2 separate regions of the Homo sapiens genome follow, and region 2 is linked to region 1. Evidence: chromatin loops called from intact Hi-C (ENCODE). Cell type or tissue: mammary epithelial cell. All regions are shown on one strand. Each heading gives the region's core, and the rest is flanking DNA. Links, peaks and the distances in the headings are about the cores only. Region 1 overlaps NBDY (negative regulator of P-body association). Region 2 overlaps NBDY (negative regulator of P-body association).

What was found. Peaks named below come from ENCODE experiments on the same cell type or tissue, not always from the same donor. Only the 100,000 strongest peaks of a DNase experiment are listed, where the experiment ranks them.
Region 2: a loop joins it to region 1, with 13 times the contacts of the local background. A loop is called at or near these places in 4 of 110 quality-filtered maps.

The regions. Positions count from the first base shown.
Region 1 is chrX:56,809,233-56,819,755 of GRCh38, forward strand. It overlaps NBDY (negative regulator of P-body association), which reads left to right. Exons shown (of 3, transcript NM_001348129.2): 3 at 8,088-9,947. Among named protein-coding and RNA genes, the nearest start is that of NBDY, 85 kb to the left of the region's middle. RefSeq lists an enhancer at 3,348-3,887. In mammary epithelial cell, for the core only: no CTCF peak of the experiment used is centred there; a DNase peak (open chromatin) is centred at 4,399; H3K27ac peaks cover 1,410 bases.
Region 2 is chrX:56,741,439-56,751,961 of GRCh38, forward strand. The region is part of intron 2 of NBDY (negative regulator of P-body association); the gene reads left to right. Among named protein-coding and RNA genes, the nearest start is that of NBDY, 17 kb to the left of the region's middle. In mammary epithelial cell, for the core only: no CTCF peak of the experiment used is centred there; DNase peaks (open chromatin) are centred at 3,773 and 5,703; H3K27ac peaks cover 1,254 bases.

The sequences.
Region 1 (10,523 bases), core at 890-8,889:
TGATTTGGGGTGGAGAGTTCTGTAGATGTCTATTAGGTTCACTTGGTCCAGAGCTGAGTTCAAGTCCTGGATATCCTTGTTAATTTTCTTTCTCGTTGATCTATCTAATATTGACAGTGGGGTGTTAAAGTCTCCCACTGTTTTTGTGTGGGAATGTAAGTCTCTTTGTAGGTCTCTAAGAACTTGCTTTATGAATCTGTGTGCTCCTGTATTGAGTGCATATATATTGAGGATAGTTAGCTCTTCTTGTTGCATTGATTTATTTACCATTATGTAATGTCCTTCTTTGTCTCTTTTGATCTTTGTTCATGTAAACTCTGTTTTATCAGAGACTAGGATTGCAACCCCTGCTTTTTTTGGCTTTCCATTTGCTTGGTAAGTATTCCTCCATCTCTTTTGTTGAGCCTGTGTGTGTCTTTGCATGTGGGATGGGTCTCCTGAATACAGCACACCAATGGGTCCTAACTCTTTATCCAATTTGCCAGTCTGTGCTTTTAATTGGGGCATTTAGCCCATTTACATTTAAGGTTAATATTGTTATGTGTGCATTTAATCCTGTCGTTATGATGCTAGCTGGTTTTTTTGCCTGTTAGTTGATGCAGTTTCTTCATCATGTTGACAGTCTTTACAATTTAGTATGTTTTTGCAGTGGCTGGTACTGGTTGATCCTTCCATGTTTAGTGCTTCCTTCAGGAGCTCTTGTAAGGCAGGCCTGGTGGTGACAAAACCTCTCAGCATTTGCTTGTCTGTAAAGGATTTTATTTCTCCTTTGCCTATGAAACTTAGTTTGGCTGAATATGAAATTCTGGGTTGAAGATTCTTTTCTTTAAGAATGTTGAATATTGGCCCCCACTCTTTTCTGGCTTGTAGGGTTTCTCCCGAGAGACCTGCTGTTAGTCTGATTGGCTTCCCTTGTAACCCAACCTTTCTCTCTGTCTGCCCTTAATATTTTTTCCTTCATTTCAACCTTGGTGAATCTGACAATTATGTGTCTTGGGGTTGCTCTTCTCGAGGAGTATGTTTGTGGTGTTTTCTGTATTTCCTGAATTTCAATGTTGGCCTGCCTTGCTAGATTGGGGAAGTTCTCCTGGATAATATCATGAAGAGTCTTTTCCAACTTGGTTCCATTCTCCCTGTCACTTTCACGTACACCAATCAAATGTAGTTTTGGTCTTTCCACATAGTCCCATATTTCTTGGAGGTTTTGCTCATTTCTTGTTACTCTTTTTTCTCTAATCTTGTCTTCTTGCTTTATTTTATTGAGTTGATCTTCAATCTCTGATATCCTTTCTTCTGCTTGATCCATTCAGCTATTGATACCTGTGTATGCTTCACGAAGTTCTTGTGCTGTGTTTTTCAGCTCCATCAGGTCATTTATCTTCCTCTCTAAACTGGTTATTCTAGTTAGCAATTCATCTAACCTTTTTTCAAGGTTCTTAGCTTCCTTGCATTGGGTTAGAACATGTTCCTTTAGCTTGGAGGAGTTTGTTATTACTCACCTTTTCAAGGCTACTTCTGTTAATTTTTCCAACTCATTCTCTGTCCAGTTTTGTTCCTTTGCTGGTGAGGAGTTATGATCCTTTGGAGGAGAAAAAGTGTTCGGTTTTTGGAATTTTCAACCTTTTTGTGCTGGTTTCTCCCCATCTTCATGGATTTATCTACCTTTGGTCTTTGAAGTTGGTGACCATCAGCTGAGGTCTCTGATTGGATGTTCTTTCTGTTGATGTTGATACTATTCCTTTCTGTTTGTTAGTTTTTCTTCTAACAGTCTGGCTCCTCTGCTGCAGGTCTGCTGGAGTTTTGCTGGAGGTCCACTCCAGACCCTGTTTGCCTGGGTATCACTAGCGGAGGCTGCAGACCAGCAAAGATTGCTGCCTGTTCTTTCCTCTGGAACCTTTGTCCCAGAGAGACACCTGCCAGATGCCAGCCAGAGCTCTTCTGTATGAGGTATCTGTCAGTTCCTACTGGGAGGTGTCTCCCAGTCAGGATACATGAGTGTCAGGGATTCACTTGAGGAGGCAGTCTGTCCCTTATCAGAGCTCAAACGCTGTGGTGGGAGATCTGCTGCTCTATTCAGAGGTACCAGGCAGGGACGTTTAAATCTGCTGAAGCTGCACCCCCAACTGTTCCTTCCCCCAGGTGCTCTGTCACAAGGAGGTGGGGGTTTTATCTATAAGTCCCTGACTGGAACTGCTGCCTTTTTTTCAGAGATGCCCTGTGCAGAGAGGAGGGGATCTGGAGAGGCAGGTTGGCCACAGTGGCCTTGCTGAGCTGCGGTGGGCTCCACCCAGTTCGAACTTTCCAGCAGCTTTGTTTACACTGTAAGGGTAAAACTGCCTACTTAAGCCTCAGCAATGGCATATGCCACTCCCCCCACCAAGCTCCAGGGTCCCAGGTCAAGCTCAGAGTGGTGTGCTAGCAGCAAGAATTTCAAGCCAGTAGATCTTAGCTTGCTGGGCTCCATGGGGTTGGGACCCGCCGAGCCAGACCGGTTGGCCCCCTGGCTTCAGCCTCCTTTCCAAGGGAGTGAATGGTTTTGTCTGGCTGGACTTCTGAGTGCCACTGAGGCATGAAAAAAAAACAACTTTTGTGGCTAGCTTGGTGTCTGCCCAAACGGCCACCCAGTTTTGTGCTAGAAACCCAGGGCCCTGGTGGCATGGGCACTGGAGTGAATCTCCTGGTCTGCGGGTTGTGAAGACCATGGGAAAAGTGCAGTGTCTGTGCTGGAGTGCATGGTATAGTCCCTAATGGCTTCCCTTGGCTAGGAGAGGGAGTTCCCTGACACCTTGCACTTTCTTGGTGAGGTGACACCCCTACCCTGCTTTGGCTGACCCTCCTTGGGCTGCACCCACTATCCAACCAGTCCCAGTGAGATGAACCTGGTACCTCAGTTTGAAATGCAGAAATCACCCATCTTCTGCATCGATCTCGCTGGGAGCTGCAGACTGGAACTGCTCCTATTCCACCATCTTGCCAGCTTCCCACTTTTTTTTATCTTCACTGTCTTTACTTTTAGTCCACTTGTGGTTTGGGGAGGGTCGGGTGGGCACAGGCACATCATTAGGGAGAACATGCTTACTTTTCCTAAGAAAATTAGATGGATCCTGGCTGACCCCTGAAGTGCATAATCAGAATCCCCCTCCTCTTTCTGCCCTCCCTATTGCCATAGGTGGCTGATTACCTCTTTTTCTTGGTGTCCGGTTTCTCCCCATTTTTCATCTCTCCTCCCATTTCCAGAGTCCTTCCCTCCCTTGGCCTTATGTACTAGGGACTTGATGGCCCCTTGAAGTGTGCTGATGATATTCAGAGGGCAAGATTTTGCCTGTACCTTTGTTCTCTTTTGCTCCTGCAAGGCTACTTGTGGATCAGAGCCCTTGATCCCACTCAGAAAGGACCCCATCAATGAGAAGCTTTTCAGTGGTGTGTCCTTTCACCCGGACGTCACTCATATCTCTTTGTCACTTGTTGTGTATGTCACCACGCAGTGATACACCCCTGAACTAGATCTTTCAGGACAGCTTTGGTGACACGAAGCTGCCACTTGTTGTTGTTCTTTTTCTCCTCTTTCTTTCTTCTTCTTCTTCCTTTTTCCTTTCACTTTCAGCTCTCTGCGGGACAAATGTTCTATCGAGACTGCTTCTTCTGCTCATTGGTGATGGGTGTGTCCCCTTGCAGCACCAGGCCTGGAAGGAGGCTTCACTTTCATTTTTAAAGAAGCAGAGATGAAAGTCACCAGTTCAGTTTCTCTGGTGAACAATGAGAACACTTGGACACAGGGTGGGGAACATCACACACCGGGGCCTGTCTTGCTGTGAGGGGAGGGGGAGGGATAGCATTAGAGATATACCTAATGTGAATGATGAGTTAATGGGTGCAGAACACCAACATGGCACATGTATACATATGTAACAAACCTGCACATTGTGCACATGTACCCTAGAACTTAAAGTATATATATAAAACACCACCCAGGAGTTACTTTTAAGTGAAATGTCATCGTGAATTCATGGATTTCCCAGTACCTCTTGGCTCGCTGTTTGTCCCCATTCTTTTTGTGGACTCTGTAAATGTCCAATCCTGAGCCAGTGGGAGCCTTGGCAAGTTGTGTCCTGTTGCCTTTCTTTCCAGCCCAGCCATGTGAACACAACAGCGATCCACATTTCAGTGTGTACAGGCAGGCTGTCTCTGCCACGTGCCCATTTTCCCACTCTCACTCACACAGGCAGATGCCCACAGACCACAGACACACCCACACACGCACTCAGAAGGGACTCCACACCCCAAAACATAATCACAAACACACAAGCAGAGAAACACACAAGAAACTTGACACGGGCACAAGGGTGTGGGCCCAAGTGTTCCCCCACACAGACATGTACGCACATGCACCCCCACAGGCATAACACTGCCCACAAACTCTCCCATACAGGCTCTGAATCACCACTTGCGATGGGCATGCTTTTTTGTCTCCAGGCCTGGGTCATCATGCCATTGATTGGGTAACTTGGGCGTTCCTTTGAGAATGAATGCAGGAAGTCTGTTATCAGATAGGCCCCAGCAGTTGGTGTGAAACTGGAGCTTTCTTGGTCAAACTGCTTAAAAACTTACACTCGGAAAGGATCCCATCATCACAAAGCTTCTTGGTTGTGTGTTTTTTCACGGGGATGTCACTGGTGTCTCTTTGCCACTCCCGTTCATTGTCATTGCTTCTTCTCAGTCTGATTCTTTTGTCTTTTTTTTTGTTTTTCATTTTTTATTTTCACTGCTTTACATTATTTTTAACATAATTGGTATCAGTTTCAGTTTTTTTCTTTTGTGTTTTTCAATTTGTTCTTTTACTTTTTTATTTAGTACTTTCAGATTGTAATTGATTTTTGCATTTTCTTTCTATCAATTTTTCTGGACCGAAGGTAGTCATTTTAGGTGGTGAATTTTTCTTCTTCCCAGTGGTGGATTCATAGTGATATCTTATCTTCTTTTAATTTCATGGTTTTTGAGTCTTTTTTTATTGAGTTGTTTTTGAGTGGTTATTGAATGGCTTTATTGAATGTTATATGAAATATTTTTTCTCCATTTATTTTACTCTGTAACTTTTTTTTTTCGTGGCTTATCAGGGCATTTAAGAAACAGTTTTATTAAAGTTGATTATATATCAATTAGGGATTATTAAGTCATTATTTTAAGAAGATCATTTCTCTTTTGCATCATATGTTTTAATTTTCTTTTGCTTATTGTTTAAGTGACCCAAGTTATGAACCACATTTTTTTTTTTTTTTCTGAGAGGGAGTCTCGCTCTGTTGTCTAGGCTGGTGTGCAGTGGTGTGACCTTGACTCATTGCAACCTCCACCTCCCAGGTTCAACCGATTCTTCTGCCTCAGGCTCCTGAGCAGCTAGGACTACAGGTGCATGCCACCATGCCCAGCTGATTTTTTGGTACTTTTAGTAGAGATGGTGTTTCACCATGTTGGCCCGGATGGCCTCCATCTCTTGACCTCGTGATCTGCTCACCTCGGCCTCCCAAAGTGCTGGGATTACAGACCTGAGCCACCATACCTGGTGAACCACATCTTCTCTTCCGCTGTTCACCTTAGACTCTTGATCATATTTTGGGGTATTTCTTTTTTTTTTTAATTTGATCAAATGTGATAGTAAGAAATGTCATATTTTATGTGTCATTAATAGCTAATAGAGAATATATTTTTGGAATATATATTTAACCTTTACTTCATTCTATAATGCTTTTTACATTTCTGTCATATCTTATACACAATTTTTACTACACTGAGAAATTTATTCTTAAAGTAGTGATAAATCAACTCATTTTAATATAAATTCATGATTTTATAGACTATATGACTTGGCTTAAATAGATCTTTCTGAGAAATCAGGAAAATTTGAAAGCCATCAATAAATTATTTACTCTTTGATAATGAAAATATTTTAATAAAAATGCTAAAAACACTTAATTTTAAACCAAAATACAGTATAGTATCTGGTAAAGAGATTTAAACCTATGTTGCAAAGATGATTAAAATGATTCATACGCAATGACCCTTTATAGAGATTCATTTAAATTAAAATTTATTTTTCTACATCAAAATGAGGAGATCATCATGACTAAGAAATTTTGGATTACTAAATTCTTAAAAAATTGTCCACTTTTAAAATTCTATTAAGGTACAATAAATCAAACATATACTATGTTTTCTTTATCATTTATAGAAATTTAAAGTATGATAACAGGTATTTCTTGTTGAGGTGATTAGCTTGTCTCTCATACATTGGTGTTTGGAGAATTGTTTACTGAAACATTTGAAATGGTAATCCACAAATTGTTTAACTTTTTTATTATACCATCTGAGAATATGTTTGCATATTTGTGAAAACAATTGGAAACTGTCTCAGTTATGTTCATTTTGAGAATTACTATGTTTTGGTGGACACATTTGCTGGAATTTTGTGCAGATATTTTTAAAATATTTAAGTTTATGTGGTTACTATGAGATATTATTAAATAAATAAAACATGTTCGGAGTAATGTGTATAATACAAACTCATTTTTTGTAACAACAAACAGAAAGAGTTACATGTTGGTAAGTATATGTGTCTTTGATTGGTTATGGAAAAAATTATTAGGCATTTATTCCATACTTTTAACATCTTTTAACCTCCACAGATTTAGAATTGTTTTTCTGGAAGAAATTGTTAATCTTCTCTTTTATACATTTCATGTTGTTTTCCTCATTTTAATGCCTTCGTATTATATTTCTAAATATAATTTTCTTTTATAAAACATGCAAATTTTATACGAAGAAAAACAGCATAAGTAAACTTAAAGACTATTTATATACAATGTGGTTCCATTTAAAAGATAGATAATGGATGCCATTAATTCATAGAATATATAATACATTTCTTTATGTTAATACAGAAACAAAGCCTGATAGAAATATAGTCAAAGAACAGGCAATTCATAGGAGACAAAAATATATGGCCAATAATAATAATAAATATAGTTGACTTTAATATTAGGTCATCATATTTGCCACAATCAAAAAAGTCTCCAGAATTCTCAGTTTTAGAAAGGATTTGGTTAAATATCTACTGTCTATAAAATTGTACGTTTCTAAAGTATTTTATCTCTATCGTAATTTTAATGTTTGTAAGTTTTGACTTGTGTTTTATTTGTAGAATATATGGAAATAATTCTACATATCAATAAATTGGCTTGCTTGTAGTAAAAATGTTGCAAGCATATTAAATATCTTTCAACAGAATTTGAACATCTTTCAACAGTTAAAATTATACTGTAACACGATGCAATATTTTGAAGCCATTGAAATATTGAGACTGATCTATTTTTATATTAAAAATTATTAAGACATTTATAAGTGAATAAAAACAAATTGCCGAAGTGTATGCTAGGATGATCTAATTTATATTATAAACTCCAAATCTAAATTATTATATTATTATAAATACTATATATGTGTACATTTAAATAGAAATAAAAAGGTCTAGACAGAATTGATAACTATGTTTTCTTCTGTAAATAGGAGAAAGACTGAGGAATGGTAAAAGTTTAGCAGTAAGAAGAATTATGTCTATGTTGTTTGAATTATATACAGTTAGATTGTATTCATGTATTTATTCATGTATTATTTGTGTAAATAAATAAATAAATATAAAATTTCCAAGGAATATAGGAGTTTGTCAAGGGGCTATGAGGGAACAATGAGGCTGATTGATTAGTTTTGGAAGCCTAATAAAACAAGAGTAATAGCGGTAGACATCCCTGTACTTTTTGGGGGAGAAATATGCCTAAGATAATAGAAACATCTGGTCCACCTAACAGATAAATTATTTTGCATTCAAATACATTAGATACCAAAAAGATGCAGGTTATTGACATTGTATGCCTTTGATTTAATATTTATTAAGCACTCATCTAATAATTTTGCATTCTCTTTAACTTGCTTAATAGGGAAATTGGGGTGTTTTCTGCTCAACAGACATATCTGACCTGTATGATAATGGAATTTCTCATTATAAGTCAATAAACTTTTGTTCTTTCTGTATCTTTCAGTCTTATGATGTAATCAGCGCGATTTCACTTCCTGAATTTCGATGAATTCTAAGACATGGGCAAGATCGGGTTGTAAGACCTCTGAGATTTAAGGCCATGCCCTGGATCATGGTGAACTTACCAAAGCAAACAATGCCTGTGAGATGGTCCTGCAGCAGCCAACCAGTGAACTCTTTTGGTGACATCCTGTTCTTGTTGTATAACTTTATATTCCTATAAATCCATTAAGGCCCCAATAAAGTTTGTCTCTAAGCGCTGTGTTAGATCTATATGACTACATCTAGTAAATTGTGAATTTTAAGTAAATATTTTATAAGAACTCCTATGTAAAGCATTACTAAAATTAGTGTTGAAATATGACCTTCTTCCTACATTTATTCATTTATTTATGTCTATTTATTCATTTATTTTAGTGAAAAATATAAGGAAAGTAGAGGAAGGTTAAATCCAAAAAAGAATTGTTTCCAGTACACTTTCTTTAATTTGCTGTCAGTTTTTGCATGGAATCTACATCTTTTTATGCTAATCCTCATCCTAGTATTTTACATCTTAACTATTTTTTTCTGACTGAAATGGTTGATGTGCTTGTTTTTTGTAATTTTCTACTTTCCTTCTAAAATGCTTAGTATTGAACAAATAGAATATCCTAATTAAAAACAGTAATAAATATTATGGTGAAAAAATACAAGTAAAATGGGAAAACATTAGATAGCAGCTTTCAATATTTCATATAGTTCATAAATGTTTCAGGAATTACAAGGTTATAGAAAAAAATTTATAGACTATAATAATTTCCAGGGATATAAAAAAATAAAGCTTCTACCTTTGAATTGTAATAATAAAAGATAAACAGACTTGAAAGCATATATTATATCTGAAAATGTCAGATAAACTTGGCTTATAAATTAAAATATAAAATAATAATACAATTTGTTCAAATAAGTAATTAAAGCTTACATTGTAAAATGAATATTTAGAGAGATTGTGAAACCTGAGTATTTTACCCAATCCTCTGAAATTAGTCCCTAGCATCAGAATTAAAGAATCTGAAAAATCACAAATGGAGGTATGGTGACATTTATGTATATTCTAGAGTTATGTTATGCACACTTAATAAATTATAGACAGTTATTTTAAAGATTGTATAATATTACTAATCACACATTAGAGTTTTAAAACTTCTGAGCCAGGCTGAACATCACAAACAGTAAACACAGACTTCTTTAAAAGGACATCTGGTGAAAGGCATTTTATGCATCAGAAGGCACAGTATTATAAAGATGACAACACTCTTCAAAATAATCAAACTATTCAATGCAACCCTTATCAAAATTAAGGTTGCCTACTTTGAAGAAATTTATAACCTGATTCTAAAGTTCATATGAAAATGTAATGGACCCAGAATAGCCAAAACAATCTTGAAGTATACAAAGTTTGAAGAGTCACATTTCCAAATTTTAAAACTTATTACAAAGCTACAATAAACAAGTCTATGTGGTACTGGCATAGGATATAAATATTGATCAATGAAATAGAATCCAAAGTCCAGACATAAGCCCTCACAAAAGTTAATTTGCAGCCAATTAACTTCTGAGAAGGAGGCAAGACAAAAGGGGAAATAACTATTTTCAATAAATGGTACTGGGACAACTTGGTATCTACATGCAAAAAAAAAACAAAAAAACAAAAAACTTCCACCCCTACCTCATGCAAAATACAAAAATTAACTCAAAATAGGCCAAAGACTCAAATATAAGGGTTACACTATAAAACTCTTGGGAGGAAATATAGAATAAATTTTTGTGACCTTGAATTAAGTATTAGATTTTTAATTCTTACACCAAAGCACAAGTTAATAAAGGAAAAAAAAGATAAACTGGACATAATTAAAATTGAAAAAAAATTTGCTTCAGTGAACACAGTCAAGAAATTTGAAAGACAGCCACAGTGCAAGATTATTTTTGCAAATAATATGTCTCATAAATGACTTGTATCTAAAATATATAAGACCAGGCATGGTGGCTCATCCTGTAATCCCAGCACTTTGGGAGGCTGAGGCAGGGGGATCACTTGAGGTCAGGAGTTTGACACCAGCCTGGCCAACATGATGAAACCCCATCTTTACTAAAAATACACACACAAAAAAAATTAGCAGGGTGTGGTGGTGTATGCCTGTAATCTTAGCTACTCAGGAGGCTGAGGTGGGAGGATAGCTTGAACCTGGGAGGCAGAGGTTGCAGTGAGCCAAAATTGCACCAATGCACACTCCAGCCTAAGCAACAGGGCAAGACGCCATCTCAAAAAATAAAACAAAATAATAAAATAAAATAAACAGTAATTACCGCTAAATAATAAAACAAACAATAAACCAATTTTATAACGAAAGGATCTGAATAGATTCTTCTGTAAAGAAGACATACAAATCACAAATTACAC
Region 2 (10,523 bases), core at 1,620-9,619, 67 kb before region 1:
ACTAATTTACATTCCCATCAACAGTGTACAAGCATTCCCTCTTCTCCGCATTCTTGCCAGCATTTGTTATTGCCTGTCACTTGGATATAAGCCATTTTAATTGAAGTGAGATAATATCCCATTGTAGTTTTGATTTGCATTTCCCTGATGATCAACTACAATGAGTACTTTTTCACATGCCTGTTTGCCATTTGTATATCTTCTTTTGAGAAAGGTCTATTCAAATCTTTGTCACAATTTTGATCAAATTATTAGATTTTTTCCTATTGAGTTGTTTGAGCTCCTTATATATTTTGGTTATTAATTTCTTGTCAAAAGTGTAGTTTGCAAATATTTTCTCCCATTGCACCTATACTTTATAGACTGTTTGCTTTGCTGTGCAGAAGCTTTTTACTTGATGTGATCCCATTTGTTCATATTTGCTTTGATTGCCTTTGCTTGTGGGGTATTAATTAAGAAATTTTTGCCCAGATCAATGTCCTGGAGATTTTTCCCATATTTTCTTGTTGTAGTTTCATAGTTTGAGGTCTTTGACTTAAGTCTTTAATACATTTTGATTTGATTTTTGTGTATGGCAAAAGATAGCTATCTAGTTTCATTCTTCTGCATATGGATATCCAGTTTTCCCAGCACCAATTATTGAAGAGACTGTCTTTTCCATAGTGTATGTTCTTGGCACCTTTGTGGAAAATGAGTTTGTTAGGTGTGTGGATTTGTTTCTGGGTTCTCAGTTATCTTTCATTGGTCTATGTGTCTGTTTTTGTGACAATACCATGCTGTTTTGATTACTGTAGTTCTGTAGTATAATTTGAAGTCAGGTAATATGATTCCTCCAGTTTTGTTCTTTTTGCTTAGGATAGCTTTGGTTATTCTGGGTCTTTTGTGGCTCCATATAAATTTTAGGATTGTTTTTTCTATTTCTGTGAAGAATGTTTTTTGTATTTTTATAAGTATTGCATTGAACCTGTAGATTGCTTTTTGTGGCATGGACGTTTTAACAATATTGATTCTTTCAATTCATGAACATGGACTATCTTTCCATTTTTTGGTGTCCTCTTCAATTTCTTTCATCAGTGTTCTACAGTTTTTATTAAAGAGATCTCCCACTTCTTTGGTTGAGTTAATTGCTAGGTATTTAATTTTATGTTTGGCCATTGTAAGTGGAATTACTTTTAAATTTCTTTTTCAGATTGCCCAATGTTGGCATGTGGAAATGCTACTGATTTTCGTATGTTGATTTTGTATCCTGCAACTTTACTGAATTTATCAGTTCTTATAGTTTTTGTGGAATCTTTATGCTTTTCCAAACACAAGATCAAATCCTCTGCAAACAACGGTAATTTGACTTCTTCCTTTCCAATTTGGATGCCCTTAATTTCTTTCTCTTGTCTGATTGCTCTAACTAGGACTTGCAGTACTATGTTGAATAACAGTGGTGACAATGGGCGTCCTTGTCATGTTTCAGATCTTAGAGGAAAAGCTTTCAGTTTTTCCCTATTTGGTATGATACTAGCTGTGGGTCTGTTATATATGGGTTTTATTATGTTGAGGTATGTTCCTTCTATACCCATTTTTGAAGGTTTTTATCATGACGGCATGTTGAACTTTATCCAATGCTTTTTCAGCATCAAGTGAAATGACCATATGGTTTTTGTCCTCCATTGTGTTGATACTATGTATCACCACTGTTGAACCATCCTTCCATCCCAGGGATAAATCCCACTTGGTCATGATGAATAATCTTTTTAATGTATTGTTGAATTTGATTTGCTAGTAGTGTGTTGAAGATGTTTGCATCAATATTTATCAGAGATATTGGCCTGTTTTTTTTTAATTTGTTTCTGTCTGATTTTGGTATCAGGCCTCATGGAATTAGTTTGGAAGTATCCCTTCCTCCTGTATTTTTCAGAATAGTTCAGGTAGGATTGATATTAGTTCTTCTTTAAATATTTGGTAGAATTCAGCAGTGATGCCATCAGGTCCCAGGCTTTTCTTTACTGGGAGACTTTTTATTATGGCTTTTTATTGGTCTTTTCAGGTTTTGGATTATCTTCATGGTTCAGTCTTGATATGTCATATGTGTAGAGGAGTTTCTCTATTTAGTCTAGATTTTCCACTTTATTGGCATATAGTTGCTCATAGTTGCCATTAATGATCCTTTGAATTTCTGCAGTATCAGTTGTAATGTGTCCTTTTTCATCTCTGGTTTTATTTATTTGGATCTTCCCTCTTTTTTTCTTAGTCTGGGTAAAGGTTTGCCAAATTTGTTTCACATTTCAAAACACCAACTTTTTATTTCATTTACTTATTTATTTTGTATTGTTTTCTTCATTCCAATTTCATTTATTTCGGCTCTGGTGTTTATTATTTCTTTTCTTCCTCTAATTTTGAGTTTAGTTTTCTCTTGCTTTTCTAGTTCTTTAAGATTCATTATTGGTTTCTTTATTTTAAGTTTTACTTTTTTTTTATTTAGGCACTAAATAACTAAACTTATATATAACTAAACTTTATAGCTATAAACTTCCCTCTTAGTACTGCTTTTGCTTTATCCCGTAGGTTTTTGTATGTTGTGTTTCCATTATCATTTGTTTCAAGAAATTTTTCAATTTTCTTCTTGGTTTCTTCATTGACCCACTGCTTATTCAGGAACATACTGTTTAATTTCCAGGTATTTGTATAGTTTCCAAAATTCTTCTTGTTATTGATTTCTATTTTTATTCCATTGTGGTCAAAGATGCTTCATATTATTTCAATTTTTTTGAATGTTTTAAGACTTGTATTGTGACCTAACATATGGTCATGTGACCTAACATGGTGGCTTTAGAGAATGATCCATGTGCTGAGGAAAAGAATGTATATTCTGCAGCCGTTGGATGAAATGTTCTGTAAATATCTGTTAGGTCCATTTGGTCTACAGTACAGATTAAGTGTGATGTTTCTTTGTTGATTTTCTGTTCGGAAGACCTGTCCAATGTTTCCTTGCTGTTAACATAGCTACTCCACCTTTCCTTTTTTGGTGGTATTTCTTTTTCCATTGTTTTACTCATTCACTTTTTTCTTTCTTTTATCTTTTACAAAATGTTCTGCCAAAAAATCAATGCATTGATTTGTTTGTTTCTGAATTTACCAATAGAATTTATAATTAGTATTAAGGATAAGCTTTATATATCCAAACATTATCTTTCTTTACTAATTTTTTATTTTATAGAATTTAAACTCTACAGAAAAGTCAAAAGATATCTTTCATGTATTGTAGTGCCATTCTTTTCCAAGGGAGATACATTCCAAAATCCCCAGTGGATGCCTGGTAACATGAAGAGTAATTAATCCTATATAAACTATGTTTTTTTCCTATACATACATATGTATGATAAAGTTAAATTTATAAGTTAGGCACAATACAAGATTAACAACAACAGTAATAAAATAGAACAATTATTACAATATTCATAGTTTCATGGATAGAAGACTCATTCTTACCATAGGTCTTAGCAACTTCAACACATGATTTTTTTCTTCCCTTATTAAGTTGAAAACTTCCTCCTTTTCACTTAAAGGAAGCATTTTACAGCTTCTCTTTAGCATATGTGAACTGCCAGCATTATCATTCTTGCACTTTGGGGTTACTATTAAGTAAAATAAGGATTACGTGAACATAAGCACTGTGATACTGCAACAGTTTATTGGATAACCAAGATGGCTAGCAAGTGACTGATGGGCGGGTAAGGAATACAGCGTTGATGTGCTGGACAAAGGGATGATTCACATCTGGAGCAAACATGAGATTTCATCACACTACTCACAGTGGTGTGAAATTTAAAACTTATGAGTCGTTTATGGAATTTTCCATTTACTGTTTTCAGACTGCAGTTAATCATGGGTAACTGAAACTGTGGATGAGGGGGGACCACTTTAGATTCATCAGGGCATCAATTTGGCTACATATGGCTTATCTCTTTTTCTAAATACTATATACATATATGTATATATACATACACAGATTTTTTTGCTGAGCCATTGGGAAGTAACTTGCAGATATCATGACACTTCAACCCTAAACACTAAATCATATATCTCTTAAGAACAATTAAATTACTATTACACCCAGAGAAATTTAACATTGATACAATACTATTATCTAATATACTATCCATATCAAGTTCTCACAATTTTCCTAACAATATCCTTTATAGCTTTTTATTTGTTTTGGTCCAGGATCCAGTCAGGGGTCATGCATTGTATTTAGTTGTCATGCTCCTTTTTAGTCTTTTTAAATCTAGAATAGCACCCTCCCTTTTTTTTTCTTGTCCTTTTTTTGTGACGTTGCCATTTTTGATGAGTCCAGGTAGTTTTCCTCTATATGTCTCACAGTATGAAATGTGTCTGATTGTTTTCCCATGATTAGTTTAAGCGTTTTTAGCAAGAAGACTACATGGGCGATGTTCTGTCCTTCTTAGGCACAAAATTCTAGTTTATCCCAAGAGCATAGATACCTTTGGGGATTTTACAGATAGCTAGGTGGGTATTTTTTACTTCCCCCTTAAGAAAGTTACTTTTCTGGACACGGGTCAAATTATGGTTTATAATTTGCACCATATTCCATGTCTAGGTTACCTGTTTACAGAAATGCTCAGCATGAAGAGGAGTTTCTATATCTGTTCTGCCATCACATTTTCCTACTTCAGAGCATTTACTTAGTCCGGTTGGTTGTCTGTCTGTGTATTCACAAACTTTCACAATCAACTCAATAGGGAATAAAGTTTTTTTTTTCAGCAGCTTCATGTGCAGTCTCCTTAAGTACTTTTTCCTATGACTTGGTCACTTTTCTCCCTCTCATTGTATAAAGACTTTCTCATACTACTCTATATTGATCATTTTTAAGAGGCAAATATGATATGATCGAGTTCCTCTCCTGTTATTCTTACCTCCTGACATGTTATCATAGCATCTGGGTCTTCTGTCTCTGGGAAGATAAGCCAGATTTTATTGCATGGATTCTGTATTAGTTTTATATTTCTACCATAACAAAATGATCACAAATTTAGAAATTTAAAAGAACATATTTATTATAGTTCTGGAGGCCAGAAGCCTGCTATGGGTCTCATCAGACCTGATGAGAAGTCAAGCTGTTGGCTGGCTGCATTCCTTTCTAGAGGCTCTGGGGGGATATGTCCTGCTCATTTGGTTATTGGCAGAATTCCGTTCCTTGCCACTGTAGATCTGAGATCTGTAGATCTCAGTTCCTTGCCACTGTAGATCTGTAGATCTGAGATCCCTTTCTTGCTGGCTATGAGCTAAGAGCTGTTCCTAGCTTCTAGAGGCCACCCAAATTCCTTAGATTGTCATCTCTTTTCTCCATCTTCAAAGCCAACCATGGCAAATTGAGTCCCTCTCATACTTAGAATTTCTCCATTTTCTTTTGTCATTACATCTTTCACTGACTCAGATGATATGCTTTTAAAGATATATGCAATTAGAGTATGCCCACCCAAATAATTCAGAATATTCTCCCCCATCTCAAGATCCTTAACTTAATCACATCAGTAAAGTTCCTTTTGCCTTGTAAAATAACATAGTCATGGATTCTTGTAATTGTGGTGTGGACATCTTTGGGTGGCCATCATTTTGCCTACCACAGATTTTATTATAGCAGCAAGCCATAACCTGACACCGAGTGTGTGATTCATCCATTCTTTTATTCAACCAACACAAATATTAAAGAATGCCTATTAAATTGAGCATGTATTAAATTCCAGGCATTGTTTTATGTGCCAGGGTTACAAAAATATAACATCTAACTCACCAAGGAGTTCATAAACTGGTTTGGTAAGTTCTGTAGATAGAGATTGGCACAGAGTTCTATAAGAGAATACAAGAAGGCACATGAGCAAGACTAGAAGAGCCAGGAATGGCCTCCTGTATTGATCAATATCTAAGCTCAGTCTTTGAAATGAAATGAGGTACTAAGTAAGGATGGATGATTGTAGATGGGTAAAGAACTTCAAGCAGTGAGAAAATAATGACCAAAGTTACAGAACTCGAGGTAGGCTGGTTTTTGGAGGAGGTGAGATGTATGGTAGGTAGTTTTCCTGGAGTGGAGAGATGGAGCTAGATCAGCAAGCTGAAGCATAAACATGAAGACTTTGTGCACTACAAAGGCTCAAGATAGATCTGTAGGAAATGGGATGTGACTGACAATCTTGAAAGAGAGTGCTGTGTTCACATTTATATTTTATATAGGTCATACTAGTGGCCATGTGGAGGATAGTATAGTAGAGCAAGATTGGGGTAAGAAGATCATTTAAGATGCTTGTATGAAAATCCCGACAAAAAGTGATGAAGGCTTGAACTCAGCCAATGGTAGTTGGGATGGAGCACAGATCAGTGAATTTGAGAAAGTTTTATGAAGTATTATTGATTAGATGGTGTATCAATCAGGGTTCAACCAGAGAAATAGAACCAGTAGGAGATATATATTAAGAAATGTATTATAAAGAATTGGCTTGTGGGGGCTGTGTAGGCAAGCCTGAAATCTGTGGAGTGGGCTTTCAGGAAGGACAGACTGGAACTCCTGGACATGGGCTGAAGCTGATGTCCTCAGGTTAAATTTATTCAGGGAGACCTTAGCTCTGGTCTTAAGGTCCATCAGCTGATTGAATCAGGTCTACCCAAATTATTTAGGATAATCTCCTTTACTTAAAGTTAACTGATTATAGACAGTAATCACATCTACAAAATAGCTTCACAGCAAAACCTAGTTAAATTGAATAACTGAGGACTCTAGCCTAGCCAAATTAACACATCAAAAGACAATCACAGATGGGATGTCAAGGGAAACAGAATAATAGAGGGTAGTTCTCAAGTATGTGGCTTGAGTATTACATGAAATCACTAACTGAGTTATAGAATACAAGAAAAAGAGCAGGTTTTCAACATTTTCAGTAAGATACCTAGATGGAGGTTCCTGGCAAGCAGGTAAAGATCTGAGATTGCAAGAGAAGTGTTGTCCATATAAATATATTTAGATAACCATCAGCATAAAGGTGATAGATAAAACCAGGAGAGTAAATTAAATAATCTAGAAGAAGGTATATATAGAGAAAAGTTATGGATTGAGAAGGAAATTCTGGGGACCACTAACATTTAAGGATTATCTAGAGAAAGATGAACAGATAAAGGAGTAATAGGATGAGGGGGAAACCTGAAAAAGTCTGATGCCGATTAAGAAAAATGTAGTGAACAGCAACATAATATACATTAGAGGGTTCAGTACTGAAAAATATTTATTAATTTGTAAATTAAGTTTATTGGTGAATTTAGCATTAACGGTTTCCGTGTTGTGAGAGCAGAGGCCAGATTACAGTGGGTTGAAGAGTTACTAGGAAGTGCCAAGTTGAGGGTAGCTGGCATACGAGATGGGATGAGAATGGAGGATAAAAATTGGACAATATTTTATAATTAAATGATAACTGTAAGAAGATTAAGAGCCAAGGGAGTATTAAAAAATAATGGTAGGAACTTGCAGTTTTATTGACTTAAAGTAACAAGAAAAGGGGTAGAGACTGAAGATATAGGACATAAGAGAATTCAAAGTTACTGAGAAATAAAAGAAATAGGCCTGGTTGTTAGAGAGGGTGCAGTGACAAGAGAAGGACTTGTTTTATTCTTTGGATAAGACTAGGGTATTGGTACTCAATGGAGGTAGTATAATCCTGAGAGGGTGATTGGAAAGTTTGTGAAAGGCATTTAAGATAATCATTATTGAAGTGCTTCCTGACATATTGTGGGCAGGGTCAGTATTGCTAAATAACCTGCAATATGCAAGACAGCCTGCACAATGAAATTTTCTATATCCCATACAACTTTTAAATATATCATCAGATTAAACACTTATTTTTGTTAATCTAGACCTTGAATTGAACTCCATTCTATATATATATAAGCAAGTTTTTAATACACACTAACTTTTCCAGGAATGTAACTACCATGTAATCCAAGGTAAAAACCTTTGTTTTGTTCAGAATCTTATCAAGAATGTTTATCATTTTGGAAAATCGTGATACCTACAAAAACGCTGCTCTTGGATATTTGAAATCCAGATAACAACACACATGCATCAGTCAGTAATTATAGCTGCCACCTTTACAGGCATTCTCTGTATATTTTTTGCATACTTCATTGTCTTCTAGTGTTGTCATGTCCCCACATTTGCATCCTTTTTTTTTTTTTTTGAGACAGGGTCTCACTCTGACACCCAGGCTCGAGTAGAGTGTCACAGTCCCATCTCACTGCAGCCTCGACCTCCCGGGTTCAAGCGATCCTCCTGCCTCAACCCCCCAAGTAGCTGGGACCACAGGCACATGCCGTCATGCCCAGCTAATTTTTGCGTTTGTTGTAGAAACGGGGTTTTGCCATGTTACCCAGGCTGGTCTCAAACTCCTGAGCTTAAGTGATTGTCCGATTCAGCCTCCCAAAGTGCTAGGATTACAGGCATGAACCTCCATGCCTGGCTGCACATTTACGTCTTAAAATACATTATATTTTATTATAAATTACTTTCTTGTTATTTCTATTTCATATTATAGATGTTTTGAAATTTTTATCTTAATATAATAAAGCATTAAAATATTTAAGAAAGGGAGCCAGATAGAATTGGAAACCATTGGCACAGGAGAAATAAGATAAGAATGAGTGAAAATGCCGATTTTTAAACAACAATGAAGAGATTTGTGAGAATGGCTAATGCATTATGCTTTGTGGAAGAGGTTACCATAGTTCTAATTCCCAAATCCAATGACTGGATTTTGGGTTTTATCTTGATCCTTCTGCAACGTTTAAAATTCTCTGCTTTCTTCCATTCTACAACATTCTTCTCTTCTAGTTCTCCTTTTACATATCTGGCCATTGTTTCTAACTATTTTTTTCTGAGTACCTCCTCAGCCTAGATCCTTAAATTGAGTGGTTCCTGAATCTTCCTATTTCAATCCTCACTTCTTCTTGGCAATCTCACCCACTGTCCTGGGTTAAATAAAAAAAATATATGCAGACGACTTCCAAATCTGTATTTCTAGCACAAGCTTTATGCCAGGCTCAAACTCATATAGTCACCTGCCTGCTCTTTCTGTGTGATTGCCTTATCACCTTAGACTGAATGTTACCAAAACTGAACTCTTCATCACCCCACCAGCAGCACCACAAACCTCTTTATTCTTTATTGTTTGTACTAGTACTTCTAAGGCAAAAACTAGGGTATATGTCATGTTTCTTCTCTCTTACCTCCACTTTTTAATCTGTCACCAAGTCATAATGGTTATTTCTTCAAAATATTCCATGATTTTTTCTTCTATCTTTCATTTCCAAAACTCTAGTCCCATTCCCCGGTTTGGACCCTCAACATTTTTCTCCTGAATGACAATAATAGTTTTCTAACTGATCTCCTGCCTCCAGTACTGTGTACTGACTCTTGGCACAGCCTTTAGAATAGCCTCTAAAATAAATATCTGATCACATTGCTCCCCTACTTAAAATCCTTTAATGATTTTTTGCTTCCTATGAAAATCCTTTAATGATTTCTTGCTTTCTATGATAATGTCTAAAGTCTTAGCATGACCTAAAAGATTCTGTATGGCATACCTCTTAATCAAGCCTTATCTGTTGCCACCAATTCCTACACCTCATCCCAAACTCACACAACTTTTTTTTTTTTTGGATTTTATGTGCCACTAGGGTTTTCTTGAACATACTATTATTTCATGCAGATTTCTTTGTACATTTGACTCCCTCTAACATCTTTACACCCTTGTTTACCTAGTGAACTTCATTCTTCAAATTCCTGCTCATTTGTCATAGCCTCAATATTTTTTTTCCTCATCCTCTGTCTTCAGCCTCTAAAAATAATTGCTTCCTCTTTACTATTTCTGTGCCTGGTATTTGTCTATTATTGCACATGTCAAACAATAACTTGGTGAATGTACATTGAATTCTCAGTGTAGTACCTTTCCATCTGGTTGATTAGGAATTTTAAAAAGAATTACAATGCACAACAGAAGTTACTTCATTTGTTTCTAGGTTTTTGCTTTTTATGGTGGTATAAGTCATAGTAAAGTACATAAATCTTAAGTATATAGCTCAATGAATTTGTACATATACTTATATACTAGTGTAAACAACACCTAGATCAAAATATAAAACACTTCCAATACCCTAGAAAGCACATTTGTGTCCTTTTCAAGTTAACATTCACAAAAAGTAACCACTATTCTAACATCTGTCACCATTGATTAGTTTCGCATATTCTTGAACTTTATTTAAGTGGAATCACAGAATATGTACTCTTTTTAAAATTTTAACTATTATTTTACTTGTAGGGGCTACATACGCAGGTTTATTACATGGATGTATTGCACTGACATCCATTCCCTCCTGCCTCTAGTAATCTGCAGTGTTTATTGCTCCCAAGTTTATGTCCATATGTGTTCAATGTTTAGATCCCACTTATAAGTGAGAACATGTGGTATTAGGTT